2 separate regions of the Homo sapiens genome follow, and region 1 is linked to region 2. The links are chromatin loops, found by intact Hi-C in ENCODE. Cell type or tissue: Caco-2. All regions are shown on one strand. Links, peaks and the distances in the headings refer to the core of each region. The heading gives the core; the rest is flanking DNA.

Region 1 (16,720 bases), core at 2,081-10,080, 110 kb before region 2:
AAGACAGACAGGTCAAGACAGACAAGTTTTCATTGAATAGTGTGTCGGTGACCAGCCTCTGTCACACATCCAGAGCCATAACATGGGTGTTTTAAAAACACCCGGGACCTGAATGTGAAATAAAACATGTTTTTTTCAAACCTGTTGCTCAAAATGTGTAGGATTATTTTAACTGTTTGGAAAATATAAATTTAGTATTTTCATTTGATTTTACTTTAGCCAGATGGACTCTGATATAATATCTATAAATGATTTGGCAATTTCTTTCCCTTAACAATTAAGAAAACACTCTGCCCTTAGCAAAACTTTTTTTTCCTTTGGCATGGAGTTGGAGCTGCCATCTTCTAATTTGAAGTTTGGGAATAATACTTTTCTATTCAAAAGCAAACTGTGCCAAGGCTATATTCTCTTTCTGGAAACATAAAGAGGATTTTGCATGTTCATGTCTATGATGAGGCTGTACGAGGCTCTTGGTTTTTGGAGGATCTGTCCTGTAGCCTGATAAGTGGGAAGGGTGTCCATGTGGGCCAACCTCTGACCTCTTTCAGCTTTAACAGGGAAATCAGATGGGGCTCAGATCTTGGGAACTGTATTTCTGGAGAGTTCTTTGCTAGGATTCTCAAGAAACTAGAGGTGAAAGGATGAAAGGAAGAAAATGACTATTTCAATTTCTCACCCTATTTCTAGCTATGAGTTCTAAATGGAACACTAAAGTTTGAGAATATAGTGAGACAAGAAATACATCATAAATAATGTTTTCTAAATCTCATCTTCCAAATTGTAGGTTTTGTTTTATACATGTGTTCATATATATATATATATATATATATATATATATATATATATATACATGTATGTATACAGTCAATTCTTGTTACTTTTGATAGTTATGCTTTACAAAATTGCCACATACACTAAATTAATAAACACTGAACTATTGCTCCTAGGGGAAATACAGGGTTAAGTTCCCATAAGCCTCTTGTGATATTTTTATCAACCAATCCATAATATGAAACTTTGTTTTATGAGTTTTTCTGTTTAGTCACTTTATTTAATATATATGTATGTGTGTGTGTGTGTGTGTGCGTATACATATGTGTGGGAAAATATCACATTTGTGGGAACGTGCATGTTTCAGAGACATACTTTTTTTTTTTTGCCACTCTATGCATATCTGTGAATGACTGCAAAAGTGCCCGTAGTATTGATTTTGTAGTTAAAATACATTTTAGTGAGTGAATTAGCAAATATAGAATCTGGGAATAATGCGGATTGACTGTATATACATATACACATATTTGCATATATAATTTTTTGCTATTGTATCCAATTTTTTTATTTGTAGAGGTGGGAAAATCTCTTTGTTTTGACACCTTCTTTGCATAATTTTCCAAGAGTAATACTGATTGTTGTAAACACATATTCTGAAGGAAAGCTTTCATCTTTTCTTGGAAACTGATATTTTACTCTTTTTAATCAAAGTAAAAAGTTTCAAATGATCAGTGAAAGGATAGCCAGAAAGTATCAGTTCCCATCAACAAATGCACAAAGGATTCTAGAGTTTAGATTTTTTTCTCCTCATAACTTGGGAGAGAAATTCAAAAATATCTCAAGTAGATTTTCCAGCAGAAAATAGGAGCTTATTTTTGAATCCCTACCCAGACTCATTGGAAGATAATACAACTGAAGATAATTTGCTTTTTAAATTAGTGGTTATTTTTCCTCTTGAAATACAAGCATGAGTTCATCCTCTATAAATCAATAAAAGCTTGAGGTTTTTATTTTTTGTAAAAAGGAAATTGCATCATAATAGTAGTCTTGAGATAAATAAGAACTGTTCATTCCCTAATGTCAGCATTTAAACCACAAATTGAATACTAAGACCTCAAATTGTTATTTTCATAGAATTTTAAAGTTAGAAAAAAAATTCATAGTGATCTAAACCAAAATAAATAGAAATAAACCCTGAAAATTATATTTGATTGTTTTTTATCAGGACAACACATGGAAAAATTCTGAGGAAGAAACAAGTTGGTAGAAACATATAATTTTGACTTGTAAATTTGCAAATTAAAACCATCAAATAGCCTAATAGCGAAATGTAATCCACATTAGTTGGACCATAACTTTGTAGGACTACCTTAGTAGAAGGCTTGTACCTGAAGCACTGTGTGCTAGAAAGAATGTTGGAGTGATTGTTAGGAGGTTGGGATTCCAGGTCCACACCTGCTACATCTAGCTCTCTAGTTTTGCGCACTTGGGTTGAACATCCTCAACCACAAAATATGAAGTTTGAATTACATAATCTTTAATATTTCTCTCATTTCTAAAATTTGCTGAGGCTCCAGCACAAAACATCTATGTTAGGCATTCATTTAGTTGAATTTCAGAACATTGTTCAAGAGTTTATTGTGAACAAAAAGGACTCATAGAGTAATCCGTAAAGAAACAACTGTGAATCTGACAGTCCCATAATTTATCATAAAACCTGTGTATCTTTGACAGTGAAATGTGATGCTATAACACTTAAAAATATATAAGCTTTTGAGATCTATGTTACTTTACTAACAAATTAGTTTTATTATACTTGTGAACATATAAAATAGTTCTCATCAAAAACTATATTCAAAAACAAAATATTTGAAAATAATTTTTATGAAGGCAATATAAGCATTATTTGTATTGCTTAACTTTAGAGATAACATAAAATACTTATTATTGGTCCATATTCAGAATTTTAATCAGTGTTTCACTTGATGATTTTTTGATTTCTCTTTTTAAAAGTTTTTTTATTTTTAGATTGACATACGATAATTGCACATATATATGGAGTACATAGTAATGTTTTGATACATATATACTATATAGTGATCGGATCAGTATAATTAGCATATCCATCACCTCCAACACTTTTCTTTAACAATAATACATAGTTTCAAACAGCTAGAAGGAAGATAGTGAATGTTAGTTATTGTTAACTGTAGTCATCCTACAGTGGTATAAAACAGTAGAACTTATTCCTCTTACCTAGCTGTAATTTTGTAGCCTTTAAAAAATCTTTCCCTATCCCCCTTCCCTCTACCCTTCCCAGCCTCTAGTATCCTCTGTTTCACTTTTTACTTCTGCAAGAGAAAACTTTTTCAGCTTCCACATCTGAGTGAGAACATGTGGTGTTTAACTTTCTGTTCTTAGCCTATTTCACTTAACATAATGTCCTCCAGTTCCACCTACGTTGCTGCAAATGACAGAATTTCATTCCTTTTTATGGCTGAATAGTATTCCATTGTGTACATATACCACATTTTCCTTTTCCATTCATCTGTTGTTGGACAACTAGGTTGATTCTATATCTTGGCTATTGTGAATAGTGCTGCCATAAACTTGTGGGTACAGATGTCTTTGATTTACTGGTCCTCTTTCCTTTGGAAAAAAGCCTAGTAGTGGAATTGCCGGATCATATGTTAGTTCTATGTGTAGTTTGCTGAGAAACCATGATAGTGTTCTCTATAATGATTATACTATTTTACGTTCCAACCGACAGCATATAAGACCTCTGTTTTCTCCACATCCTCATCATCATGTGTTATATTTTATCTTTCTGATAATCTTTATCCTAACTGAAAAGAAACGATAGCTCACTATAGTTTTAATTTGCATTTCCTTGATGATTCGTGATGTTGAGCATTTTTTAAAATGTATTTTTGACTATTTTAATGTCTTATTTTGATAAACATCTGTTTATATTATTTGTCCATTTTATAATTGAATTTTTTTTTTGCTGTTGAAAAGTTTCAATTCCTTGTATAGTACGAATATTAATCCTCCGTCAGATGAAGTTTGCAAATATTTTCTCCAATTCTGTTGGTATAAGAAACTGTCCTAATTTCCTGCATATACAATTTCTACATTAGCCTTATAAGGATATAATTCTGTAATGTGTTTAATTTGTTCTGCCTATGATTATCCTCAAGAATCACACACAATTTCAGGTTTTATATTTACGTTTTAATCGATTTTGATTTGATCTTCATGTTTGGTATAAAATAAGAGTCCAGGCCGGGTGTGGTGATTTACACCTGTAATCCCAGCACTGTGGGAGGCCGAGGCAGGCAGATCACCTGAGGTCGGGAGTTCGAGACCAGCCTGACCAACATGGAGAAACATTGTCTCTACTAAAAATACAAAATTAGCTGGGCGTGGTGGCGCATGCCTGTAATCCCAGCTATTCAGGATGAGGCAGGAGAATCGCTTGAGACCAGGAGGCGGAGGTTGCAGTGAGACGAGATCATGCCATTGCACTCCAACCTGGGCAACAAGAGCAAAACTCTGTCTCAAAGAAAAACAAAAGTGTCCAATTTTGTTCTTTTACATGTAAATATCAAATTTTCGCAGCACTATTTGTTGAAAAGATTATCCTTGCCCTTTATCCATTCTTGGCATCCTTATTGAATATCAATTGATTGTATATGTGTGAATTTATTTCTGGGCTCCCTATTCTGTCCCATTGGTCAATATGTCTGTCTTTATGCCAGCACCACAAGTGTTTTGATAGCTAAGATTTGTAATATATTTTAAAATCCGAAAGTGTGATGCCTGAAACTTTGTTCTCCTTTTTCATGATTTGGCTATTTGTGGTCCTTTGTATTTCCATAAGAATTGTAGGATTGTTTTCTCTATTTATTTAAAAATGTCTTTAACAACTATAAAATTGCAAAAAAAAAAAGTTTTTACAGTTCCATTAAAATAAGCTCAAATAAGTTTGATTGTCCTCCACTTGATAGTTCTAATTTGTGCTGAGGTCTCTCTTGTCTAATTGTGTGTGAGAAACCCATGAAATATGCAGAGTTCTTAAAGACTACCTGTGTCTACCATCTTTCACTTCTCAGCATTTTCTGATGTGAGTAACTAACACCTCACTTTCCAGGACAGTTTGCAAGGTACTGACTGATAAAATGCTAGTGCACTGGGCAGAAGTGGCTGAGAACTGCTCATACCTTTGCATCTCAGGTAATGTTGGAAAAAGAATTCAACTTGGTATGCCAGTCGGGTGTGCCAAGATTTGTACTATAGCCTTCCAGATGCATAAATTTCTAAGGTCACCAGTTTTTGGGGTCAGTGGGAATCTATAGGGTAATTTTAGGGTGAATATTTATAAAACATATGCAAATAATAGAGACTAAGCTCTCCCATGGGACATAGAATAATATAAATGCTTTGGTTGCTTCATCACGTATTATATGATATCATCACTTATTATATGATATAATCTAAAACAATTTACTTTATTGTTTAGTAAAAGTTTTTTTAAAAAATAAACTTTTTAACAACAAGCTCAATAAAAGTACTGTAGGTTTTCTTTTCATTCTGTTGATGGTTTCCTTTGCTGTACATAAGTTTTAGTTTCATATAATCCCAGGTGTTTACTTTTGTTTTTGCTGCCTGTGCTTTTGAAGTCTTATTCATAAAATATTTTATTAAATCAATGTTCTGAAGATTTTCATCTATGTTTTCTTCTAGTAGTTTTATAGTTTGGGGTCTTACATTTAGATCTTTAATCTATTTTGAGTTGATTTTTGTATAGGTAAGAGGTAGAGCTCTAATTTCATTCTTCTGCATATGGTTGTCTAGTTTTCCCAGCACCATTTATTGAAGAAGTAGTTCTTTCCCCAGTGAGTGTTCTTGGCACTGTCGAAAGTAAGTTGGCTATAGATATGTTAATTTTCAGGTTTTCTATCTCCTATATGCATGGATCAAAATAATTAATACTGTTAAAGATGACCATACTAGCCAAAACAATCTACAGATTCAATGCAATCCTTATCAAAATAACAATGATATTTTTCACATAAATAAACAAAAAACCCTTAAAATTTGTGTGAAACCATAAAAGACCCTGAATAGCCAAAACAATCCCGTGCAAAAAACAATGAAGATGGAGGCATCATAGAATCAGACTTCAATATATTACTACAAAGCTGCAGTAACCAGAACAGCATGGAATTGGCATTAGTCTTTTTTCATCATATCATGTCATGGGTATTTTTCCAAAGAATGCAGTTTTTATGACAGTATGGCTTTATTGCTATTTTTAATAAAATTGTGTGAAATTGTGTTCAAAGTTAAATTCTGTGGTTAAAACATGTGAACATTTTCTTATATTTGAATCTTCTCTGGAAATTATTTTTATTGAGAAAATTTTTTCTCTGCAGGTTCTTAGTTACCTGGAAAGTTCTGAGAAAATTCTTACTAAATAGAGAGTATACTCATTTCAAAGGTTTTTAAATTGAAATATTTAAATACTTTAGTCTAAACATTTTAACAGATATTGTTTTTAATTTTACCCCTTTATTCAACAAATATTTTCAACAAAACAAAGTTAAGTTAGTTGGTTCTATTTACGCCCCTTTTAACTTTTGTCAAATTTAGATGCTAAAAAATCATGAGTATACATTTATCCAGTTGAATATAGAAACTGTATTAAAAAGATTCCTCTCTTATGCCAATATGCTACAAGGAGAAATTGTAAAATTTGAAAAGTGCATAAATTTAAATTTAAATTTAAATTTCATGCACTTTTGAGTTGTTGTCATTTAATTGATACAATTTCTCTTGTGTTTTTATTGGATTAAATTTTGATGTTTTCACCATTGCAAGCTTGATTTTCAATAAATGCAATTCACTAAATGTTTAAATGGTATTTTTTGGTAGTCCATTTTTTGGCATCTTGGATACCAGCTCAGCCTCAGCAGGATAAGGCACCAGGCCGATTTGTGAGGCCCCCATGCTAGGCCCTAGTTTCTGGATGACATTTCTAGACATACCATGGGCCAAAAAGGAACCTGGTGCCTTAAAGGACCCAGTCCTTGCAGGATTTATCACCTGTTGACTAAAAAGCCCTTCAGCACTGATTAACCAGAAGTGATGCCCAGATAGGATACCATGGACTTTGGGCTCTGAGACATGCTGACTATAGGTGTGACCCAGCACATTCCCAGCTGTCATGCCTATGGTGAAAGACTCCTTCTGTTTGAGAAAAGCAGTAGGAAATGTAAAGGACATTTTGTCTTGTACTTTAGGTAACTGTTCAGCCACAGTGGGGTAGGGCAACAAGCAGGCTCTTCGGATTCCTAAGTCCAGGCCTAGCCTCTTGGAAACCATTTTGTAACCTTCCCTGGGCCAGAGCAGAGCCTACTTCCCTGAAGGGTGAGTCCCAGTCCTGGCAGCATTCAGGATAAGCTGACTGAAGAGCCTTTTGGCTTTAAGTAAATCTTGGTTGTGGACTGGCAGAAACCCCACCATGGGTGGTGGTGCTGGGCACAGGGAAAGGCTCTTCTGCCTATGGAAAGGTAAGGGAAGAGTAGGAAGGACTTTGTCTTGTGGTTTGAGTGCCTATTAGCTGCAGTAGAAGACAACATCAGGTGCATTTCTAGGATTTTTGACTCTGATTCCTGGCTTCTTGACATCTCTGGACCCATCTATGGCCTGGGGGAATTTCCTGTCCTAAAGGAAAGGACACAAACCTATCTAGTTTCAGCACCTGCTAATTGTAGAGCACTAGGGCCTTCAGTGAAGATAGGAGGTAGCCAGCTAGTGTTTACAGTGGGCTATGGATGAGTCCCAGTGCTCTGCTGCCTTCAGGTCTGACCCAGCACTGTAGCAGTGGTAATGGCCACAGGGGTGCCTGCATCAGTACAACCCCAGTTCCAGGTGGCTCAGCACAGACAGAGAGACTTTATTTGTTTGGTGGAAAGTAAGGGAAGAGAACAAGAGTTTCTGCCTGGTAATCCAGAGAATTCTTCTGGATCTTATCCATGATCACCAAGGTGGTACCTCTAGAGTCTGGAAAAAACAAAAACACAGCAATATTTGACTTCCAGTCAAAGTTCCTTAAAATACGTGGAAAGTCTTCCCAAGAAGGATGGGTACAAACAAGCCCAGACTGTGAAGAATACAATAAATACCTAACTTTTCAATGCCCAGACACTAACAAATATTTACAAGCATCAAGATCAGTCAGGAAAACGTGACTGCACCAAACAAACTAAATAAGGACCAAGGACCACTCCAGGAGAAACAAAGACATGAGATTTTTCAGAAAGCGAATTCAAAATAGCTGTTTTGAGGAAACTCAGAGAAATTCAAAATGAAATGGAGAACAAATTCAGAATTCTATCAGATAATAGAGATTGAAATAATAAAAAAGAATCAAGCAGAAATTCTAATGTTGAAAAATGCAATTAACATTCTAAAGGATGCATCAAAGTAATATAATAGCAGAGCTGATCAAGCAGAGGAAAGAATTGGTGAGCTTGAAAACAAGCCATTTGAAAATATACAGTCAGAGAAGACAAAAGAGAAAAGAATAAAAAAAATGAAACATGCCTACAAGATCAAGAAAATAGCCTCAAAAGGGCAAATTGAAGAGTTATTCACCTTGCAGAGTAAGTAGAGAAAGTTCTCTATTATTAGGAGATAGCAAGTTTATTCAAAGGGATAATAATAGAGAACTTCCCAAACCTAGAGAAAGATATCAACATTCAAATACAAAAAGGTTGTGGAACATGAAACAGATATAATCCAAAGAAGACTACCTTAAGGTATCTAATAATCAGACTCCCAAAGGACAAGGATAAATTAAAAATCCTAAAAGCAGAAAGAGAAAACAAAAAACAAATAACAAATAGCATACAGTGGAGTCTAAATACATTTGGCAGCCAACTTTTTAGTGGAAACCTTACAGGCCAGGAGAGGATGGTATGACATATTTAAAGCACTGAAAGTTAGGGGGAAAGACCTTTTACCTTAGAATAGTATATCCTTTGAAAATATCCTTCAAGCATGAAGGAGAAATAAACAGACAAACAAAATCTGAAGAATTTCATCAAGACCAGATGTATCCTACAAAAAATGCTAAAGAGATTTCTTCAGTCTGAAAGAAAAGGATGTTAACAGGCAATAAGAAATCATATAAAGGTGCGAAACTCACTGGTAACAGTAAGAACACAGAAGAAACACAGGATGTTATAACATTGTAATTGTGGTTTGTAAGCTACATATTCATAAGTAGAAAGACTAAATGATAAACCAATAAAAAATAATAACTACAACAGCTTTTCAAGACATAAACAGCACAATAAGATATAAAGATAAAAACAAAAATGTTCAAAGTGGGGGAATGAATTATAAAAATTAATTCAAGATGGATTAAAGACTTAAGTGTTAGACTTAAAACCATAAAAACCCTAGAAAAAAAACCTAGGCAATACCATTCGGGACATAGGCATGGGAAAGGACTTCATGTCTAAAACACCAAAAGCAATGGCAACAAAAGTCAAAATTGACAAATGGGATCTAATTAAACTAAAGAGCTTCTGCATAGCAAAAGAAACTACCATTAGAGTGAACATGCAACCTACAGAATGGGAGAAAATTTTTGTAATCTACCCATCTGACAAAGGGCTAATATCCAGAATCTACAAAGAATTTAAACAAATTTACAAGAAAAAAAAAATAACCCCATCAAAAAGTGGGCAAAGGATATGAACAGACACTTTTCAAAATAAGACATTTATGCAGCCAACAGACACATGAAAAAATGCTCATCATCACTGGCTATCAGAGAAATGCAAATCAAAACCACAATGAGATACCATCTCACACCAGTTAGAATGACAATCATTAAAAAGTCAGGAAACAACAGATGTTGGAGAGGATGTGGAGAAATAGGAACACTTTTACACTGTTGGTGGGACTGTAAACTAGTTCAACCATTGTGGAAGACAGTGTGGCGATTCCTCAAGGATCTAGAACTAGAAATACCATTTGACCCAGCCATCCCATTGCTGGGTATATACGCAAAGGATTATAAATCATGCTGCTATAAAGACACATGCACACGTATGTTTATTGCGGCACTATTCACAATAGCAAAGACTTGGAACCAACCCATATGTTCATCAGTGATAGACTGGATTAAGAAAATGTGGCACATATGCACCATGGAATACTATGCAGCCATAAAAAAGGATGAGTTCATGTCCTTTGCAGGGACATGGATGAAGCTGGAAACCATCATTCTCAGCAAACTATCGCAAGGACAGAAAACCAAACAGCACATGTTCTCACTCATAGGTGGGAAATGAACAATGAGAACACTTGGACATAGGAAGGGGAACATCACACACCCGGTCCTGTTGTGGGGTGGGGGAAGGGTGGAGGGATAGCATTAGGAGATATACCTAATGTAAATGATGAGTTGATGGGTGCAGCAAACCAACATGGCACATGTATACATATGTAACAAACCTGCACGTTGTGCACATGTACCCTAGAACTTAAACTATAATAATTAAAAAAAAAAATAGAACATTTCTAAGTGGTGCAGGTTGAGAATAATGCCTGCCCTCTATTTGAACACTTGTCACTTGATCTTCTCAACTACACATGTTGAATAGAGTATAATAAACTCAAAAAATAAGTTAAAGGGTAGAGTTTTTAGTAGTTTTCTTTTTGCCTGTTTGTTTACGGAATCACTGTTAACCTGTTATCAGTTTAAAATACATAGAAGGAAAGCACAAACAATAAAAATTAAGAAAGTAAATCATATCACCAGAGAAAATCACCTTCACTAAGAGGAAGGCAGGAAGGAAGGAAGAAGGAAAGAAGGGAGAGAAGACCAGAAAACAACCAGAAAAAAAAATTGCAAAATGGCAGGAGTAAATCTCTGCTTATCAATAATAACATTGAATATAAATGGACTGAACTCTCTGATCAAAAGACACGGAGTGGCTTAATGGATGAAAAAACAAGGCCCATTGATCTGTTGCCTACAAGAAACACATTTCACCTATAACTGAAAGTAAAGCCATGGAAGAAGATATTACCTGAAAATGAAAACCAAAAAAACAGCAGGAGTAGCTGTATTTATACAAAATGGGTTTCAAGACAAAAACTGTAAAAGAGACAAAGAAGGACATTATATGATGATAAAGGGGTCAATTCAGCAAGAGGATATAACAATTGTAAATACATATGCACCCAATACATGAGCACACAATACATAAAGCAAATATTATTAGAGCTAATGAGACAGATAGATCTCAATATGATAGTACCTGGAGGCTTTCACACCTCACTTTTAGCATTGGAAAGATCTCCAAGACTGAAAATTAACACAGAAACATCAGACTTAATCTGCACTATAGACCAACTGGAGATACTTACATAACATTTCATGAAAAGGCTGCAGAATACACAAACTTCTTCTCAAGCACATAGATCATTTTAAGGATAGACTACATGTTAGGTTATGAAACAAGTCTTAAAACATTAAAAAAATGAAATTTATGTCAAGCGTCTTCTTTGACAACAATGAAATAAAACTAGAAATCAATAACAGAAGGAATTTTGGAAACTATGCAAACACATGAAAATTAAACAACATGCTCCTGAATGACCAGTGAGTCGATGAAGAAATTAGGAAGTAGAAAAATGTCTTGAAACTAATGATAATGAAAACATGCTTACCAAAATGTATGGGATACAGGAGAAGTAGTACATTATATGTATAGCTCTGAGTGCCTACATCAAAAAAGAAGAAAAACATCAAATAAATAACCTAATGATGCATCTTAAAGAACTAGAAAAGCAAGAACAAACTGAATCCAAAATTAGCAAAAGGAAAAGTAATAAATATTACAGCAGAAATAAATGAATTTGAAATGAAGAAAACGTATAAAAGATCAACAAAACACAAAGTTGATTTTTTGAAGCAATAAAAAATGAACAACTTTTGCCAGACTAATGAAGAAAAAAAGAGAAAGACCCAAATAAATAAAATCAGAGATGAAAAGCAGGACATTACAACTGATACATCCGAAATTCAAAGGATCATTAGTGACCAGAAAAAAAATGACATGACAAACTACATCCCAATAAATAGGAAAATCTAGAGAAAATGGATAAATTTCTAGATACATGCAACCTACCAAGATTGAATCATGAAGAAATCCAGAAATGAGCATACCAGTAACAAGAGACTAAATTCATAATAAAAAAGTCTCCTAACAAAGAAAAGCCTGTGATGTGTTAGCTTCTATGCTGAATTTTATCAATGATTTAAATAATACCAATTTTACTCAAAGTATTCCAAAAAAACAGAGGAGGAGGGAATAATTCCAAATGTTTCAATAGGCTAGTATTACCCTGATAACAAAATCAGACAAAGACACATCAAAAAAAAGAAAACTATAGGCCTATATCTCTGATGAAATTGTTGCAAAAAATCCTTAACAAAATACTAGCAAATTGAATTCAACATTATGTTAGTAAGATCATTCATCAAGACCAAGTAGGATTTATCCCAGGGACACAAGGATGGTTCAACTTATGCAGATCAGTGTAATACATCATGTCAACCAAATGAAGAACAAAAACCATATGATCATTTCAATTGATGGTGTAAAACCATTTGATAGAATTAAACATCCCTTCATGATAAAAATCCTCAAAAAACTGGATTTAGAAAGAACATACTTCAACATAATAAACACCATATACAACATACATACAGCTAGTGTCATACTGAATAGGGAAAAAGTGAACGCCTTTCCTGTAAGATTTGGAACATGACAAGAATGTCCACTTTCACAACTGATATCCAACATTTTTTGAGTCCTAGCTAGAGCAATCAGAGAAAAGAAATAAATAAAGAGCAAGAAATTTAGAAAGGAAGATATTAAATTATCCCTGTTTGCAGATATGATCTTACATTTGGAAAAACCTAAAGACTGCACCAAAAAACATAAGTGATAATAAATAAATTCAGTAACATTACAAGATACAAAATCAACATACAAAAATCAGCAGCATTTTTATATGCCAACAGTGAACAATCTGAAAAAGAAATTGAGAAAGTAATCCCATTTACAATAGCCACAAATGAAATTAAATACGTAGGAATTCACTTAACCAAAGAAGTGAATGATTTCTACATTAAAAACTATAAAACTCTGACACAAGAAATTGAAGAAGAAATAAAAAATGGAAAGATTTATTCCATGTTCATAGATTGAAATAATCAATATTGTTAAAATGTCTACACTACCAAAGCAATCTAAATATTCAGTGCAATCCCTATCAAAATATCAATGATATTCTTAACAGAAATGGAAAAAAAAATCTTAAAATTTATATGGAGCCATGAAAGATCCAGAATAACCAAAGCTATCTTGAGCAAAAAGAATGAAACTGGAGGAATCACATTACCTGACTTCAAATTATACCACAGAGCATTAATAACCAAAACAGCATGGTACTGGCATAAAAACAGACACATGGACTAAAGGAACACAATAGAGAACCCAGAAACAAATCCACACACCTACAGTGAACTCATTTTTGACAAAGTTACCAAGAACATACATTGGGAAAAAACATTCTCTTCATTAAACCATGCTGGGAAAACTGGATATCCATATGCAGAAGAATGAAATAATACCCTTGACCTCCCCATATACAAAAATAAAATCCAAATTGATTAACTATTGAAATTACTACAAGAAAACATTGGAGAAATTCTCCAGGACAGTCACTGGGGCAAAAATTCCCTGAGTAATATCCTACAAGTGCAGGCAACAGAAACAAAAATGGACAAATGGAATCATATCAACTGAAAAATATTTTGCACAGTGATGGAAACAGTTAACAAAGTGAAGAGAAAACCCACAGGATGGGAGAAAATATTTGCAAACTACCCATCTGTCAAGGGATTAATAACCAGAATATATAAGGAGCTCAAACAACCCTATAAGAAAAACATGGATAATTCAGTAAAATAATGGGCAGAAAATTTGAAGACATGTCTCCAAAGAAGACATACAAGTGGGAAACAGGCATTTGAAAAGGATCTCATCATCATTTATCATCAGAGGAACGCAATGATATATCATTTCACCTCAGCTACAATGGCTTTTATCCAAAGACAGACAATAACAAATGTTGGTGAGGATGTGGAGAAAAGGAGAACCTCATACACTGTTGGTGGGAATGTAAATTAGTATAGCTATTATGGAGAACAGTTTTAAGGCTCCTCAAAAAAGTGAAAATAGAACTACCATATGATCCAGCAATTCCACTGCTGGGTATATACCCCAAAGAAGAGAAATCAGTATGTTGAAGAGATATCTGCACTCCCATGTTTGTTGCACCACTGTTCACAACAGCCAAGATATGGAAGCAACCTAAGTGTCCATCAACAGATGAATGAATAAAGAAAATGTGGTACTTATACACAATAATGTACTATTTAGCCATAAAAAAAGAATGAGATCCTGTTATTTGCAGCAACGTGGATGGAACTGGAGGTAATTATGTTCAGTGAAACAAGCCAGGCACAGAAAAAGAGACATCACATATTCTCACTTATTTGTGGGATGCAAAAATCAAAACACTTGAACTCACAGAGATAGAGATTAGAAGAATGATTTCCATAGGTTACGAAGAGTAGTAGGAGGTGGTGGGGAAGTGGGGATAGTTAATGGGTACAAAAAAATGTAGTTAGAAAGATGAATAAGATCTAGTATTTTATAGTATAGCAGAGTGACTATAGTCAAAATAATTTACATGTACATTTTTAAATATAAGAGTATAGTTGAGTTACTTGTAACATAAAGAATAAATGCTTGAGGGGTTGGATAGCCCATTTTCCATGATGCAATTATTACGTATTGCATGCCTGCATCAGAATATCTCATGTATTCCATCAATATATATATATTTACTATGCACCTACAAAAACCACAAATTTTAAAAAGAAAAGGAAACTTAAAATTAATAAATTGAATTACATTTCTACAAAACATAAAATTACCAAAAAATACCATATAGTTAGCACAATGGACAAGTCCAAAGTTAAGCAGACCTGGATCTTATCTTCAAGAATCTTACAACCTGGAAGGAAAGATTAAATGTGTTTTATATTTACACACAAGCACGCACACAATTCTGGGCTGGCTTATTGATTTTCTTTTTATCACTGCTCCTGACATCATTCTTTGTGATAACTACCTTGTTTGTTATATACGTAATATCTTAGTTTCTCCATACTTGATGACTTCTGCAATAATTTTTTCTCCAACTCCCTCAGCCTCCCACTCTCATGGTCCTTTATATAACTCTAAATTAATAATGACTATCTAAACTCCAAAATCTCAATTTCAGGAATCCAAGTGTCCAGTCACCACCTCCTATTCATTTGGCTTACTTATTCTAGTTCTTATACAGCCATAATTCTTCAACCTCTTCAGTAACCCCACCCCTTTTGACTCTGATTTTCACTACTCAGAATTCCCTATATAGTTCAATTTCCTCCTTACAGACCTTAAAGTCTATGATTCCGTGGTGTGTCACTATAATCACTTTCCTTTATACACTCCTTTTCCTTTCTTACTTTAATAAAATTAATTCCAAAAAGTCCCATCCTTAGACTCACCTCATTGGAAAAAATAATGCTTAATAGTCGCACAACAAATAATGACCATAAATTCCAGATGGTATCCAAACACTGGCTAAAAATTCTCCTTCATTTTTCTATGAATTTTCCTCTATGTCCTAAGAAATGTATTCTGTACCTTCAATTCATATCACCCCCAACTCTGACATACGACCTCAGACAGTATAAGTTGTAAACACACTGACGAGACCCATGTCATCATCTTATTAGACTGACCCTCATCTATGCTAAGATACTTTGCTTCACCTCGTTTTCAGATAAGAAGAGTCAATGATCCTATCCATAGTCAAATAAACTCCCTACTTTTGTATACTCAAAAACTTCACTTATGTAATGTCTTCTCTCTCTCCCTCTCCCTGTCTCTCTGTCTCTGCCTCCCTCTCTGTTTCTCTCCCTTTCTCCCTCACTTCCAACTTTGATTTGTCCCTATACTGCAGTTCCTAATGGTATATAAAAATTCCCCAGTATCTTTTGTCTGAGACAAAAAACACACCTAATTTTAAATCCTTCTACCATCTCTCTACACTTCATAGAAAGAAAAGACTTATCAAAAAGATTGCTTATCCATTTGCTTCCATTGCTTCTCTTTCTTTATTTTACTATAATCAGAGTTTCTTCACCAAAAAATCTACAAATTTACCCATTTTCAAGGTAACTAATAGCTTCTTTCTAAGTTCAGTGGTTGTGCTCTGTCCTCTTCCTACTTGATTGTTCAACAACAGTTGACACAATTAAGCAACCTCTCCACTTTCACATTTCACTACCTACACAACCCTAGGTAAATTATTTAACTTTCATGTTCTTCAGCATATTCACTTACAAAATAAAAGAAAGACTGCTTTCTTACTCAAGTGTTATGAAAATTAAATGCGATAATATCACTACAATATTCTTTTGAAAACTGTTCTCCCTTCTTATATTCTTACCTCTCTAAAATCTATTTTCTAAAAAGTAGCAGATAAGAGATGAATGACAAAAGGCGATTCAGAATTAAACGACAAAATGTGATTCTGACCTGATATATAGATATCTTTTGTAGACATACCTAACATATGTCTAAATACGTTATATATGTCTATAAAAGATACCTACATATCAGGTCAGAATCACATTTTGTCATTAATGTGCACACATTCTGGGGCCGAATAAAATATCTGGCCCTATTCCAGATTGTGGTGTCCTTTGTTCATCCTGGTTCTACCATAATGG
Region 2 (16,720 bases), core at 4,405-12,404:
GGCACAATGTAGACATTAACTTCTCTTTTTAAAAGAAAGAATCCATTAAGGAAAACATTGCAGAATCATAATAGACTTGTGTAAAAATCCACAATAATTTCCCATTTCATAAACAATGTCATTTTAAGTACATTAGAAAATATTAATTTTTCATTCAGCTATTTCCAGGACTTGGGTTCCTGCATTATATTTTTATCACTTTACAATTTTCAATAGATTTCCAAATCCTAGAAAATTCAATACTTATTGCATGTCTCCAGAAAACAACCAATTCCCAGTTGTATATGAGGGAATTAATAAGTCTAAATTTTAGGAAGGTAATATCAAACCCATAAAACAAAGTCATATAAACTAAGCAATTCTTATGTATTCCTCATGCCATTAAATAGCCAGTTACTAATTGAAAAGTAATATGCACACACACACCCATGCACACTCAGTCACATGCACACACAAGCATCATTTTTTATTAACTCAACCAATTATTTTTTGTCAAACAACTGGTGAATTAAACATCATATATAGCTAAATCTATAGATTATTAGATTTAGTGAGGTTAGATTATTACAAGTCTCACTGTACACTCAATTCAAAGTTTCAGCTCATCTAAACATATATATAGTATTGTAATGTTTATATCTATAATATCTATAATAGATAAAAACTTTATATTATATATGTATCTCTCATAGCACATTATACATTTTTTTCCTTCTTCCAGTAGATGAAGTAGAAATGTATACCTTCTCCTGACCCCATTAGACTGATGGTGATATATAAGGTGACTTACCCAAAGTCACTCATCAAATCCTCACAACTACCTTACATATGCAGCATCTGTAGAATGGATCAATAATACTGAGTTTATAAGGGCTTAAAACTGTGTCTGTCACATACCAAATCATCGCTTAATAAATATTAAATGCTCTATTAAGAAGATGGATGATTGGTTTTCTGTCCTTGCGATAGTTTTCTCAGAATCATGCCAAACACTGCATGTTCTCATTCACAGGTGGGAATTGAACAATGAGAACACTTGGACACAGGGTGGGGAACATCACACACCAGGGCCTGTTGTGGGGTGGGGGGAGAGGGGAGGGATAGCATTAGGAGAATACCTAATGTAAATGACGAGTTAACGGGTGGAGCACACCAACATGGCACTTGTATACATATGTAACAAACCTGTACATTTTGCACATGTACCCTAGCACTGAAAGTATAATAATAATTTAAAAAAAGAAGAAGAAGATGGATGAATCACTACTGCTATGAGTCTCCAGCTAGGTCCAGGACTTATTTGCATATATAAAGCTTACCATTTGAAGTCGAGTTTGTTGAAAAAGAACTCAGAATTTGGAGCCCTTATAATAGATTAATTCATGCAATCTTTATAACAACTCTGTGAAGTAGTTGCTGTTATTAGCCACATTTCACAGATGAGGAAACTAAGTCACAGAGTCAAGTCACTGGCTAATTTGTTATAGTTTATAAAACAAGGATATGAACCTAAGTAGTTTGATTCAATGGCAAGGACAGTAAAGCCCTGCATTATATTGTCATAAGAACATAGACTCTCTGAGGCTCAAGGATTCCAGAAAGAGAATTCTTTCTGTAGATACATTTAAGGTCTACAAGAGAAACCTTAAACAAAGGCAGGAGCAAGTGAGAAAGCTATTTAATAGAAGCACGAATTCTCTCAGCTTTTTATCCTGCTCTTAACAATACTTGTTTTAGGAGCAGTGTATAGGATATAATGTGCATGTGTATCTCATGTTGTGATTGTCTTTTGAAAGATTCCTTGGTGGACACTGAATACACAAAAGATAAAAAGTAATGAATCAGGCCAGTTTTGGTGGCTTACACCGGTAACAAGCACTTTGGTAGGCCAAGGCAGAAAGATTGCTTGAGCCCAGGAATTTGAGGCTAGCCAAGGCAATGTGGGGAGACCCCCATCCCTACAAAAAATTATTAAAAAATTAGCCAGGTATATTGGTGTGCATTTGTGCTCCCAGGAACTCAGAAAGCTGAAATAAGAGGATCACTTGAGCCCAATAGGTCAAGGCTGAAGTGATACAATCACGCTATTGCACTCCAGTCTGGGTGACAGCGAAAGACCCTTTCTCAATGAAAAGAAAGTGATTCTATATCTCAATAAAAAGAAAGTAATTAATCAAAGAAAAAAGTAATGAACCATGAAGAAACCAAAATCTGAACAGACTAATAGCAAGTAATGATATCAAAGCCGTAATAGCCTCTCATCAAAGAAGACCATCAAAACAATCATCCAGTCACAAAATAAAATAGAGAAAAAGGAAAGAATAAAAGATCACAAACAAGCATAAAACAACTGAAAAATAGCAGTAGTAAGTCCTTACCTATCAATCTTGAATGTAAATGGATTAAATTTTCCAATCAAAACACATAGAATGGCTAAATAGATTTTTTAGAAGAACAACAATATATTGCCTACAAAAGATTCTCTTCACACTTAAAGACACATAGACTGAAGAAGAAGGCATGGGCAAAGATAATTCATCCAAATAGAAACAAAAATAGAGCAGAGGAAGCTATATCAGATGAAATAGACATTAAGTAAAAAATTATTAAAAGAGTCAAAGAACATAATCATATTGTGAAAAGGGAGTGCATTCATACAAAGATACAAAAATCATAAATATATAGGCACCCAACAGCAGAGCACCTGAAGCAAATATGAAGCAAATAATAATCTATTTGAAGGGAGAGATAGACTGATGAAATAATAGTGGAAAATTTAATACCTCACTTCTAGTGACAGAAATATCATCCAGACAGCAAATCAATAAGGAAGCATTGGAATAAAGTCTAGGCACTTTAGACTAAAGGGACTTGAAAGTCATATACATAACGTTCTATCCAGAAGCAGAAGACTACACCTTCTTCCCAGGAACTCATGAAACATTCTTCCACATAGATCACATGTTAGACTGCAAAACAAGTATTAACAAATTTAAGAAGATTGAAATCATATCATGTATCTTTTCTGACCATCCTAGTTCTAAACTAAAATGATTAGGAGGAATTTTAGAAAATTCTCAACCACATGAAATGTAAATAACATGCTTCTGAACAACCAAAGTGTCAAAAAAGAAATTAAAAAGGGAATTTAAAAAAATATTTGGTAGCATATGAAAACGGAAACACAATATACCAAAACTTATGAAATTCAGTAAATGTGATTCAAAGCGGGGAGTTTACAGCAATAAAATTCTACATCAAAAAAGAAAGAGGAGCCAAGATGGACCACTAGATACAGCCAGGAGAAACATCTCCCACCAAGAGACCAGGACATGGGGAAGACTGGTATGTTCTGAACAGATCTTCAGAAGGAAGGAACTGAAAGGTGAATAGGGAAGGATGCAGACGCTAGGATTAAGGGGGAGGAAGCTGGGAACCTAGCACAGGGCTGCTGAGCACCAGAACTCACTCTTGGCCCCTAGCGATTCTTGGGGAAGGGATGAATCAAACAGGCGAGGAGCAGCCAATTCTCACCATGGACCTCCAGAATCCTAAAAGCAGGGGACCCCATGACATCAATGGACACTTTACTTGGCATGGAGAGTTGCTTAAAGAAGTGGCGGGGAACTCTGCACAGAACTCCAGCCTGTAGAGTTTGGCAAGGGAACAGCTGTAGTAGAGTATGGGAGATGAGCAGAACTGCCTGTATCCCACAGCTTGCCATGCTCCTCTAAAATAATGTAGCCTTAGAGTGACTTTCAAACCTGGACACAGCAGAGCAGTCTTGTCCAGGTGATGAGTCTAGTCTGATCTGAGCACCCCATGTCTGCTGGCCTTTCCTTGGGATCCAGCATCACTGCACCCTCTTGAAGGGTAGCCTCAATGCCAAACAAGGGTGCTTCCTGGGGACCCTCATCATAATTCCTTTGCTGGAAGGCTTGCGCCTGACTGTTGGAGAGCTTCAGCAGACCGGCCACCACTGAGGTGCACCAGCCTACCCATAGCTTCCCACCACCACAGGCTTGGCCCTCTGCTTTGCTGGCAGATATTTTCCCACACGCTCCACACAACATGGACATACAGTTCCTTATTAATTATTATTATTGATTTGCTGTCTACATGATATTTGCATTGCTAGAAGTGAGGTATTAAATTCCCCACTATTATTTCATTGCAGTCTATATCTCCGTTCACATGGATTAATACTAGCTTCATATTTGCTTCAGGCACTATGATGTTGGGTGCATATATATTTACAATTTTTATATCATCTTATGAATTTGCTCCTTCACCAATATATAATAACCTTTGTCTTTTTTTTACAGCTTTTTACTTAAAGTATATTTCATCTGATATTAATATAGCTCCCTCTGCTCTATTCCTCTTCCTATTTGTATGAAATAGATTTGTCTATGCAGGTGCACTTGTGTGGGTGGAACTTGCCTCTGTGACCCTGCCAGTGTGCAAGTGCATGCACACCCTGCCACCCCACCACTGTCGGTGGGAGCATACCTGCTGCCCTCCTGCTCTTGAAAAACAAGAGCAAACCAACCACAAAGCAGGAAGAAGACAAAAAATTACCAAAATCAGAGCTGAACTGAATGCAATTGAGGTACTTAAAACCATACTAAACATCAACACATTCATGAGTTTGCACTTTGTAAAAATAAATAATATTGACAGACTACTAGTTAGGCTAAAAGTAAAAAGGAAAGAAGATCCAAATAAACACAATCAGAAATGATGAAGGGGACATTATCACTGACCCCACCAAAAAAAAAAAAAAAAAATATATATATATATATATATATATATATATATATACACCTCTCAGAGTCTACTATGAACACCTCTATGCACACAAAGGACAAAATCTAGAAGAAATTAATAAATTCCTAGAAACAAACAATTTCCCAAGGCTGAACAAGGGAGAAATTGAATCCCTGAACTAACAAATAATGAGTTCTGAAATCAAATCAGTAATAAAAAGCCTACCAACCACAAAAAACTTAGGACCAGCCAAATATACATTTACAGTCAAATTCTACCAGAAATATAAAGAAGAGAGGGTACCATTCTTACTGAAACTATTTCAAAAGATTGAAAAGGAGAGACTCCTTAACTTACTCCATGAGGCCAGCATCATCCTGATACCAAAACCTGTCAGAGACACAACAAAAAAGAAAACATCAGGCCATATGCTTGATGAACACAGTGTGCAAAAATCTCAAGAAAATAGTAGCGAACCATCAAAAATCTAATCCATCATGATCAAGTAGACTTTATTCCTGGGATGCAAACTTGGTTCAACATGCCAATCAATAAATGTGATTCATCATATAAACAGGTATAAAGACAAAACCACAGGATCACCTCAACAGATGCAGAAAAGACTTCAGATAAAATTCAACATTCCTTTATGTTAAAAGCCCTCAACAAACTAGACAATGAAAATAATAAAAGCCATCTACAACAAACCCACAGCCAACATCATACTGAATGGCCAAAAGCTGGAAGCATTCCTCTTGAGACCTGGAGCAAGCCAAGGATGCTCATCCTCACCACTCCTGTTTAGCATAGTACTGGAAGTCCTAGCCAGAGCAATCAGGCAAGAGAAAGAAATGAAAGACATTCAAATAGGAATAGAAGAAGTCAAAGTATCCATGTTTACACATTGTGATTATATACCTAGAAAACCCCATAGTCACCACCCCAAAGCTCCTAGATCTGAAAAACAACTTCAGCAAACTTTCAGGATACCCAGTTAATGCATAAAAATGAGTAACATTTCTATATACCAACACCACTCAAGCTGAGAGCCAAATCAAGAATACAATTCCATTTATAATAGCCACAAAAAGAATTAAGTACCTGGGAATACAGCTAACCAGGGAGGTAAAATATCTTCACAAGGATAATTACAAAATTTTGCACTGCTGAAAGAAATTAGAGTTGAAACGAACAAATGGAAACACATTCAATGCTCATAGGTAAGAAGGATCAATATTGTTAAAATGGCCATACTACCCAAAGAAATTTACAGTTCAATGCTATTCAATGCTATTCCTATCAGTCTACAAATGACATTCTTCAGATAATTAGTAATAACTATTTTAAAATTGATATGGTACCAAAAAAGAGCATGGATATTCAAGGCAATCCTAACCAAAAAGAAGAAAGCTGTAGGCATCACATTACCCAACTTCAAACCATACTACAATGCTACAGTAACAAAATAGCATGGTACTTGTGAAAAAATAAAAACAAACAAAAGATGCATAGACCAATGGAATAGAGAGCCCAGTAATAATACACCTGCAACCATCTGATATTCAATAAAGTTGATAAAAACAAGCAATGGGAAAAGGACCCATTTTTCAATAAATGGTGCTATGAAACGTTGCTAGCCATATGCAGAAGATTGAAGCTGGAACCCTTATACAAAAATCAACTAAAAGACAGATTAAAGACTTAAATGTAAAATGTAAAACTATAAAAACTCTGGAAGATAACCTTGGAAACACTGTTCTGGACATAGGCCCTGGCAAATATTTTTTATAAAGTCACCAACAGCAATTGCAACAAAACCAAAAATTGACAACTGGGACCTAATTATACTAAAGAGCTTCTGCTCCTTGCACACTTTTGGTGGGAATGTAAATTGATACAGCCATTATAGAAAACAATATGAAAGTTCCTCAAAAAATTAAAAGTAGAACTTATGATCCAGTAATACAACTACTGGCTATATATCCAAAGGAAATAAGATCAGTATGTTGAAGAGATATCTATATTCTCATGTTCATTGAGTATTATTCATTACAGATAATATATGCAATCAACCTAATTGTCCATGAACTGATTAATGGATAAAGAATGTCATATATACACAACAAAATACTATTCAGCTTCTAAAAAGAAGGAAATCCTGTCATTTGCAGCAACATGGATGCACCTGAAGGACATTGTATTAAGTGAAATAAGCCAGGCACAGAAGGACAAATATTGCATGATCTCACTTATGTGTGAAATATTAAAAAGTTGAACTCATAAAGGTAGGGAGTGAATGGTGTTTACCATGAGCTGGGGGTGGGGGTGGGAGAGTTGTTGGTCAAAGGATACAAAATTTCAAGTAGCTGAGAGGAACAAGTGAGGGATCTATTGTATAACATGGTGTCAATAGTTGGTGAATAGTTGGTGACAACCTATTGTATCACTGAAAATTGCCAAGAGAAAATTTTAAGTGATCTCACCACAAAAAGTATATGTGATATAAAGTAAATGTTAAATAGCATGATTTAGTCAATCACAATGTAGGCATATATAAAAACAAATTTTGCATATGATAAACATATAGATGTTCTTTGAATTACAATGGAGTTACATCCTGATAAATCCATTATAAGTTGAAAATATTGTAAGACAAAAGTGCCTTTAATACTCCTAACCTTCCAAACATCATAGCTTACCCTAGCCCAGATGGAAAGTGCCCAGGACACTTACATTAGCCTACAGTTGGACAAAATCATCTATCACAAAGCCTACTTTATAATAAAGTATTGAATATCTAGTGTAATTTATTGAATACTGTACTGAAAATAAAGCCAGAATGGTTGTATGGGTACTCTAAGTACAATTTCTACAAAATGAGTGTTGCTTTTGCTCTATTGTAATGTCAAAAAATCAAAAGTCAAACCTTTGTAAGTCAGGGACTGTATAACATTTTTATTTGTCCAGAGAAAACAAATTATTTTAAAATATTTTTATTTTAAAATATTAATTTCCAATGTTTATTGCTACTGTATAGAGATAGTATTGATTTTTTACACTGACTTCTTTTTTTTTATTATACTTTAAGTTTTAGGGTACATGTGCACATTGTGCAGGTTAGTTACATATGTATACATGTGCCATGCTGGTGCGCTGCACCCACTAACTCGTCATCCAGCATTAGGTATATCTCCCAATGCTATCCCTCCCCCCTCCCCCCACCCCACCACAGTCCCCAGAGTGTGATATTCCCCTTCCTGTGTCCATGTGATCTCATTGTTCAATTCCCACCTATGAGTGAGAATATGCCGCGTTTGGTTTTTTGTTCTTGCGATAGTTTACTGAGAATAATGATTTCCAATTTCATCCATGTCCCTACAAAGGACATGAACTCATCCTTTTTTATGGCTGCATAGTATTCCATGGTGTATATGTGCCACATTTTCTTAATCCAGTCTATCATTGTTGGACATTTGGGTTGGTTCCAAGTCTTTGCTATTGTGAATAATGCCGCAATAAACATACGTGTGCATGTGTCTTTACAGCAGCATGATTTATAGACATTTGGGTATATACCCAGTAATGGGATGGCTGGTTCTTCTTAATTATGACTTTTCTAAACATATTCATTTTTGCGCTGCATAGATAGCCACTCGTTTGCCTGTGTGAAGAACCAATTCTGGCCACAAACATTAAGAGAAACACTGAAGCGCAACACTGAAATGGAGGCCCTGTTTTTAGTGGCTTCCATTGATTGTGCCAGCCCACTATTGACCTTTTTCACTTTTGGAAAAATTTGATTTACTTTCTATTTTGATTAGACATGGAGGCCTCAAGGTCCATCATGACACCAGTATACCATCTAGTCATAGGTATACCATCTAGGTCTTTCATGATTAAGCCCCAGTGAACCTCATATGTGACTAGAATTATGATATTTTTCATATAACTGTCAGCTTACAAGGCAAACAGAAATGAACTACAAAAAGTGGTAGGCCCCCAAACAGCAAAATGAATGTACTTGTTCATACAAAATTAATGTACTATACATCTTTGCAGTCAGATTCAAACCCTAAGATGTAACACTGTTTGGAGAAGGGGGGATATCTTTATATATAACAGATAACAAGCTATAAAATTTCCACTCACCATTAGAAAAAAATGTGTTTATATATAAACTTATGTGTATGGATGGCCTTCAGTGAAATCTAAATAATACAAATCTTGGACACCAAGTATCTAGACGTGTTATAAGATTTGTTGAGTGTGGGAGAAAGTGAGAGTGTTTTAAGTGTGTATGTTTTATATTTTTAATCCCAAACATAAAGTTCCTTTTTTACCCCAAGAGAAGCCTAGGAATAATAGCCAGACATCTGGGCTTTCCTTTTAGTCATACAATACATGCAGCTAGGTCTGGGTTAATTTTCGTATAGCATGGAATGAATACCACCACACATTCTCAAGTTCCCTTGAGTTCAAAGTCCATGTAAACACCAGCTATGTAAACAGGAGGCTCAGTCACAATGGCATTTGTGGACTCATGTCCTCAGAGGGTCAGTGTTAGCAAAACTATAATTTTAGCTTGTAAAGACCCAAGCCCCCAATTTTGTAATACTTCATAATTTTACCAAAATTTCTCAAATAAAGGAGGAAATAAAAGAAAGAAGAGAGTTTTCTCCTTCATTCCTAGGTTTCAAAGCATGTTTTTAGTGTCATCCAAAAATCTTGGAAGATTCCATAGAGGCCACAGGCTACTGTCCCAGAAAACAACTAGGGAAATTCTGCTGTGGAAATTCATTGCTCCTGAGAAGAAACTTGCTTTTAATTTGTAAATACTTTGCAACACTGGGCCCATTGCTCAAGATACCCTTTACAATCATATTTTCTCAGTGGTTTGTTTCTGGACAGAACTCCACCTTGTCTCCTTTACTTCCTTTGCGATAAGATTGCCAAGTAATTGCAACATTCTACAGTCTCAGTAGCCTGTTATTTGTAATTGGAATTAGACAGGCTTGATTCATATTAACTGTTCAATAAAGGTTGGGTGAATTAAATTGCGTTAGGAAATAGAAACAAATATTACCAGGAAAGTGTTTAGTCCTATATGACTTTGGTTAAGATTATCATTTTAGACCATTTTTAATCTTACAAGTAATATGGGGCATCTGAAACAGTCTTCTAGCATTCTTTTCATTTTCAAAATTGCATTTTTATTAAGTATTGGTAAATTATAAAATTTAAGTTAAAATATATAGATTTTATTTAGATGAAATACAAATATATTGAAATGCATCTTAAATTCTGACCAATTGTTTTGATTTAGATGCTGTATAAATGTAGCTTGTAATTTTATGTTTGCTCCTTTTCCTCTATATGATGCAAAAGTTAGTAGTTAAAATTAGGATCATATTACAACCATTTGTTTATTCTACATACCCAAATATTTTGTTATACATTTTACTATATTATGGAATTCACTAGTTATGCTGAGGTTACATATATGAAGCCATATTTAAAGATTTTTTTAAAAAAGAATAAAATAAAATATGATCATAGAAAACTCAATGTATAATTGGAAACTTACTAAAATGAAAAGATAAAGCTAAAATATTTGCCCCCTTATGAAGCCACATAACTCACTAAGTATATTTGTTTTAATTTGCCTACATAACTAGAATATTGTGTAAGTCTTTAAGGCCACTCCTTTTATTCTGGTGAAGTTATTTTCTTGGTAAAGAATGTCCCCATAGAATTCTATTTTTAGATTTGTTTACCTCAATGTTTTCCAGAACATATTCAATGTGGGATAATAGACATTTAAAAATTTTTAAACTGAGTCTTTAGTAAAATTAATTTTGGAAACACTGAATTAAACAAAATGGACAGATTATGGCAGGAATGCTCAGAGACTTTAATATACTAGTATACACTATATATATCAAACACGGGGTAACTAGAAAGCGGTAATTTTCAGACTTACTTGGCCATGAATGCCTTTTGGTAGAGAAATATACCCTGTGAATAATGCTACATAGACCTAATTTTTTTTGATGTGCATAATTTTAAGTGGTTAGGAAATCTCACTAGTTAAAAATATATTGTTTTTCATCCATAGTACGCATTTATTTGTACGATATACATTATGTTCAGTCAATTAGGCTTCTTAGCATCAGTGAAAATTAAAATATATTTCTTCCTTTTGAAAAAAATGAATGTTTTTGGGTAAACTGAAAATCTTCAGTATTTGTTTACTATTTTGAAAATAACTAGTTATATGCCTGTATAAAACTTCTGTTTCTTTATGATCTACTAAAATTATGATCTCCTAAAATTATATCATTTCATAAATTTTGTTCCGGCTTTTAGATCTACAATTCTGGGACTTAAATAATTTATGTCTAATAAATTTTTATCTAAACCCAGTTCTGAGTCTGTTTTTAAAGGTTGCTTTGACTATAGTCATGACATGTTTCTGTATGTATGACTTTGTGCATATGAACAACAACAAATTTCATTTTACCATGTAATACTTAATACTGAGTGTCAACTTGATTGGATTGAAGGATATAAAGTATTGATCCTTGGTGTGTCTGTGAAGATGTTGCCAAAGAAGATTAACATTTGAGTCAGTGGGCTGGGAAAGGCAGACCCACCTTAATCTGGGTGGACACAATCTAATCAGCTGCCAGCGTGGCTAGAATATAAGCAGGCAGAAAAACATGAAAAGATAGACTGGCCTAGCCTCCCAGCCTACATCTTTCTGCCATGCTGGATGCTTCCTGCCCTCGAACATTGGACTCCAAGTTATTCAGTTTTGGAACTCGGGCTGGCTATCCTTGGTCCTCAGCCTGCAGATGGCCAATTGTTGGACCTAGTGATCATGTCAGTTAATATTTAACATATACATACATATATATATATATATATATATATATATATATATATATATATATATATATTTCATTGGTTTGGGGGTTTCTGGAGTTGGCTGCTTAATATGATTAGATCCAAAAATGCTAAAGACTCTATTTCTAATAGTATGGAGAATACTGATAGCCCTTGGCGTGAGCTGTTTAGACAGTTATCCAAAATAAATGCATCTGACACTCCTGATTCATTGCTTGTGAGAGGCAAGGAGTTTAGTGACTCTCTCTCTATATAATACCTTTTACCATATGTGGAGAACCAAAGAACATAATAAAGCTGGTTGGTTGCTCCTAAGTTCAGTGTACAAAGTGATGAAAGAAAATGATGAACTCAGGGATTCTGTCTCCTGGCTTCAGACACAGATTCTGAGCCTCAAATCTCCCAAGATTGCCCAGAGTGAGAGTGTTATCTCCTACAGAGAAAGACCTGAAATTGTGGAAAAACAGACACAAGCCCTTATCATGCTAGTGGCTGACCTACAATGAAAGGTGCATGCACAGCCTCATCAGATGCCTACTGTTAAAGTGAGGGCATTGATTGGAAAATAATGGGACTCTGCAGCTTGGAATGGGGATTGTGGGTGGACCCTGATGAAGCTGGGGACATTGAGTTTATAAACTCTGATGAAACTTTTTTGTCAGAAGAAACAGCATCCCCTTCCCCAGTAGTGGCAACGTCCCCTCCCCACTCATCAGACTTTCCACCTCTGTCTAGGAAGATGAACCCTGCGCTGCCTAAGGCAACAGTAGTGGCAACATCCCCTCCCGACTCATCAGCCTTTCCACCTCTGTCTGGGAAGATGAACCCTGTGCTGCCTAAGGCAACAGTGGTGGCCTCCCCTGAGGCAGTTGCCAGGCAGGATAATGTTGATTCTCCTTTTCTCCTTGAGCCACCCCCAACATCCCTGTCTGCTTCTAGACCTAGAAGAAGACTAAAGTCCCAGTGGGCCCCTAGAGGTGAGGTTGAGAATGTGACCCATGAGGAGGTATGCTACACTAAAAAAAAAAAAAAAAAAAACTGCTTGAGTTTTCTAATATTTATAAATAGAAATCTGGACAACAGGCGTGGGAATCAATATATTCAGGGTGTGCGATAAGGGTGGATGGCACATAGAGTTGGATCAGGCTGAATTTATTGATTTGGGTCCACTAAGCAGAGACTCTGCATTTAATGTTGCAGTTCGGGGAATTAAAAAAAAAAGGTCCTAATAGTTTATTTGCTTGGTTAGCTGAAATATGGATTAAAAGATGGCCCACCGTAAGTGAGCTGGAAATGCCTGATCTCACTTGGTTTAACGTAGAGGAAGGGATCTAAAGGTTTAGGAAGATCGGTATGGCTGAGTGGATTACTCACTTTAGACCTACTCATCCGAGCTGGGAGGGTCCAGAAGATATACCCTTGACCAATGCTTTGTGAAATAGATTTGTGAGGGTAGCACCTGCATCTTTGAAGAGCCTTATACTTGCTCCTCTGTGTATGTCAGATCTAACAGTGGGAACTGCAGTCACTCAACTACAAAATTTAAATACAATGGGGATAATTGGATCTTGAGGTGGCAGGGACCAAGTGGCAGCACTCAACCATCAAAAGCAAGGTGGTCACAGCTACTGGAATAGACACCAGAGGCAAAGCGGCAATCAGAATAGTCTGACTCGTGTAGAGCTCTGGCATTGTCTAATTAATTACAGTGTTCTTAGAAGTGAAACTGATAGGAAACCTACTGCACTCCTACTTAACTAACATAAAGAACAAACTTCTACGTCCAATGGACAAAAGGCTAATTCGAATTATAAAAACAGATAATCATAGCCCCTCAGTCAATTTCCAGACTTGAGGCAGTTTACAGACCCGGAACCCCTTGAATGAAGGTGAGGCAGGTCTCCATGAGGAAGGACCCCACTACATTACCAACAATTGGTGTAATGAATATTTCTCCCATCTTTCCTCAAGGAGACCTCTGGTCTTTTACTAGGGTAACTGTGCACTGGGGAAAAAGAAATGACCCAACATTTTGGGGTCTACAGGACAGTGGCTCTGAGCTAATGTTGATTCCAGGGGACCCAAAACATCATTGTGATCCTCCAGTTAAAGCCAGGGCTTAAGGAGGTCAGGTAATTAATGGAGTTTTAGCTCAGGTCTGACTTACATGGGGCCCAGTGGGTCCCCAGACTCATCCTGTGGTCATTTCCCCAGTGCCAGAATGCATAACTGGCATAGACATACTTAGTAGCTGGCAGAACCCCAACATTGGCTACCCGACTGGTAGGATGAGTGCTATTATGGTGAGAAAGGCCAAATGAAAGCCATTAGGGCTGCCCCTACCTGGAAAAATAGTAAATCAAAAACAATATTCCATCCCTGGAGGGATAACAGAGATTAGTGCCACTATCAAGGACTTGAAAGATTCAGGGATGGTGATTCCCACCACGTGCTCGTTCAACTCTTCCATTTGGCCTGTGCAGAAGACAGATGGATCTTGGAGAATGACAGTGGATTATCATAAGCTTAACCAAGTGGTGACTCCAATTGCAGCTGCTATACAAGATGTGGTTTCATTGCTTGAGCAAATTAACACATCTCCTGGTACCTGGTATGCATCCACTGACATGGCAAATGCCTTTTTCCCCATTCCTGTCCATAAGGCCCATCAGAAGCAATTTGCCTTCAGCTGGTAAGGCCAGCAATAACCTTCAATTTCCTACCTCATGAGTATATCAACTCTCTGGCTTTGTGTCATAATCTTATTCGGGGAGACCTTGATTGTTTTTGGCTTCCCAAATATATCACACTGATCCATTAAATTGATGACATTATGCTGCTTGGATCCAGTTCAAGAAGTACCAAACACACTGCACTTATTGGTGAGACGTTTACATGCCAGAGGATGGGAAATAAATCCAACTAAAATTCAGGGAACTTCTACCTTAGTAAAATTTCTAAGGGCCCAGTGGTGTGGGGCCTGTTGAGATATTCCTTCTAAGGTGAAGGATAAGTTGCTGCATTTGGCGCCTCCTACAACCAAGAAAGAGGCACAATGCCTAGTAGACCTATTTGGATTTGGGGGCAACACATTCTTCATTTGTGTTACTCTGGCCCATTTGTCAAGTGACCCAAAAGCCTGCCAGTTTTGAGTCGGGTTCACTGCAGGAGAAGGCTCTGCAATAGGTCCAAGCTGCTGTGCAAGCTGCTCTGCCACTTGGGCCATATAAGCCAGCAGATCCAATGGTGTTTGTGGTGTCAGTGGCAGATAGGGATGCTGCTTGGAGCCTTTGGCAGGCCCTGATAGGTGAATTACAGCGGAGGCTTCTAGGATTTTGGAGCAAGGTGCTGCCATCTTCTGCAGATAACTACTCTCCTTTTGAGAGACACCTCTTGGCCTGTTACTGGGCTTTGATGGAAACTGAATGTTTGACTATGGATCATCAACTCACCATGTGACCTGAACTGCCTATCATGAACTGGGTGCTTTCTGACCCATCTAGCCATCAGGTGGGTGGTGCACTGCAAATTCCATCATCAAATGGAAGTGGTATATATGTGATCTGGCTTGAGCAGGTATATCCTGAAGGTAAGTGACATGAGGAAGTGGCTCAAATGCCCATGGTCTCCACTCCTGCCACCCTGCCTTCTCTTCTCCAGCCTGCACTGATGGCTTCTTGGGGAATTTCCTATGATCCGTTGACAGAAGAAGAGAAGACTAGAGCCTGGTTCACAGATGGCTCTGCATGATTTTCAGGGAGTACCCAAAAGTGGACAGCTGCTGCACTACCGTCCCTTTCTAGGAAATCCCTGAAGGACAGTGCTGAAGGGAAATCTTCCCAGTGGGCAGAACTTTAAGCAGTGCACCTGGTTGTGCACTTTGAATGGTATATATTTGATATATAATTGCAGATGTGTGATTATATATTGATTTCTGGGCTGTAGCCAATGGTTTGGCTGGTCAGGGACTTGGAAGAAGCATGATTGGAAAATTGGTGACAAAGAGATTTGGGGAAGAGGTATGTAGATAGACTTCTCTGAGTGGTCGAAAACTGAAGATCTTTATATCCTATATGAGTGCTCACCAATGGGTAACCTCAGCAGAGAAGGATTTTAATAATCAAGTGGATAAGATGACCTGTTCTGTGGACAACACTCAGCCTCTTTCCCCAGCCACCCCTGTCATTGCACAATGAGCCCACGAGCAATGTGGCCATGGTGGCAGGGACAGAGGTTATGCAGGGGCTCAGCAACATGGACTTCCACTCACCAAGGCTGACCTGGCTACAGCCACTGCTGAGTGCCCAAGTTTCCAGCAGCAGAAACCAACACTGAGCCCTTGATATGGTACAATTCCTCGGGTGATCAGCCAGCTACCTGGTGGCAATTTGATTATATTGGACCTCTTCCATCATGGAATGGGCAGTGGTTTGTCCTCACTGGAATTGACACTTCCACTGGATATGGCTTTGCCTATTGTGCATGCAATGCTTCTTCCAAGACTACCATCCGTGGACTCATGGAATGCCTTATCCACTGTCATGGTATTCCACACAGCATTGTCTCTGTCCAAGGCACTCACTTCGTGGCTAGAGAAGTGCAGCAGTGGGCTTATGCTCATAGAATTCACTGGTCTTACCATGTTCCATAAAATCCTGAAGCAGCTGGATTGATAAAATAGTAGAATGGCCATTTGAGGTGACAATTACAATGCCAACTAGGTGACAATACTTTGCAGGGCTGGGGCAAAGTTTTCCAGAAGGCCATGTATGCTATGAATCAGCATCCAATATATGGTACTATTTCTCCCATAACCAGGATTCATGGGTCCAGGAATCAAGGGGTGGAAGCACCATTCACTATCATCCCTGGTGATCCACTAGCAAAATTTTTGCTTCCTGTTGCTGTGACATTACATTCTGCTGGCCTAGAGGTCTTAGTTCCAGAGGGAGAAATGCTGCCACTAGGAGACACAACAATGATTCCAATGAACTGGAAGTAAAGATTGCCACCTGGACACTTTGGGCTCCCCCTACCTTTAAGT

The links. A loop is a pair of places that touch in the nucleus more often than their neighbours do. Peaks named below come from ENCODE experiments on the same cell type or tissue, not always from the same donor. Only the 100,000 strongest peaks of a DNase experiment are listed, where the experiment ranks them.
Region 1: a loop joins it to region 2, with 6 times the contacts of the local background. A loop is called at or near these places in 1 of 110 quality-filtered maps.

What each region holds. Positions count from the first base shown.
Region 1 is chr6:74,413,454-74,430,173 of GRCh38, forward strand. All of the region lies in intron 2 of LOC101928516 (a long non-coding RNA gene), which reads left to right. Among named protein-coding and RNA genes, the nearest start is that of SNORD156, 710 kb to the right of the region's middle. In Caco-2, for the core only: no CTCF peak of the experiment used is centred there; a DNase peak (open chromatin) is centred at 6,968.
Region 2 is chr6:74,525,438-74,542,157 of GRCh38, forward strand. All of the region lies in intron 2 of LOC101928516 (a long non-coding RNA gene), which reads left to right. Among named protein-coding and RNA genes, the nearest start is that of SNORD156, 590 kb to the right of the region's middle. In Caco-2, for the core only: no CTCF peak of the experiment used is centred there; a DNase peak (open chromatin) is centred at 9,284.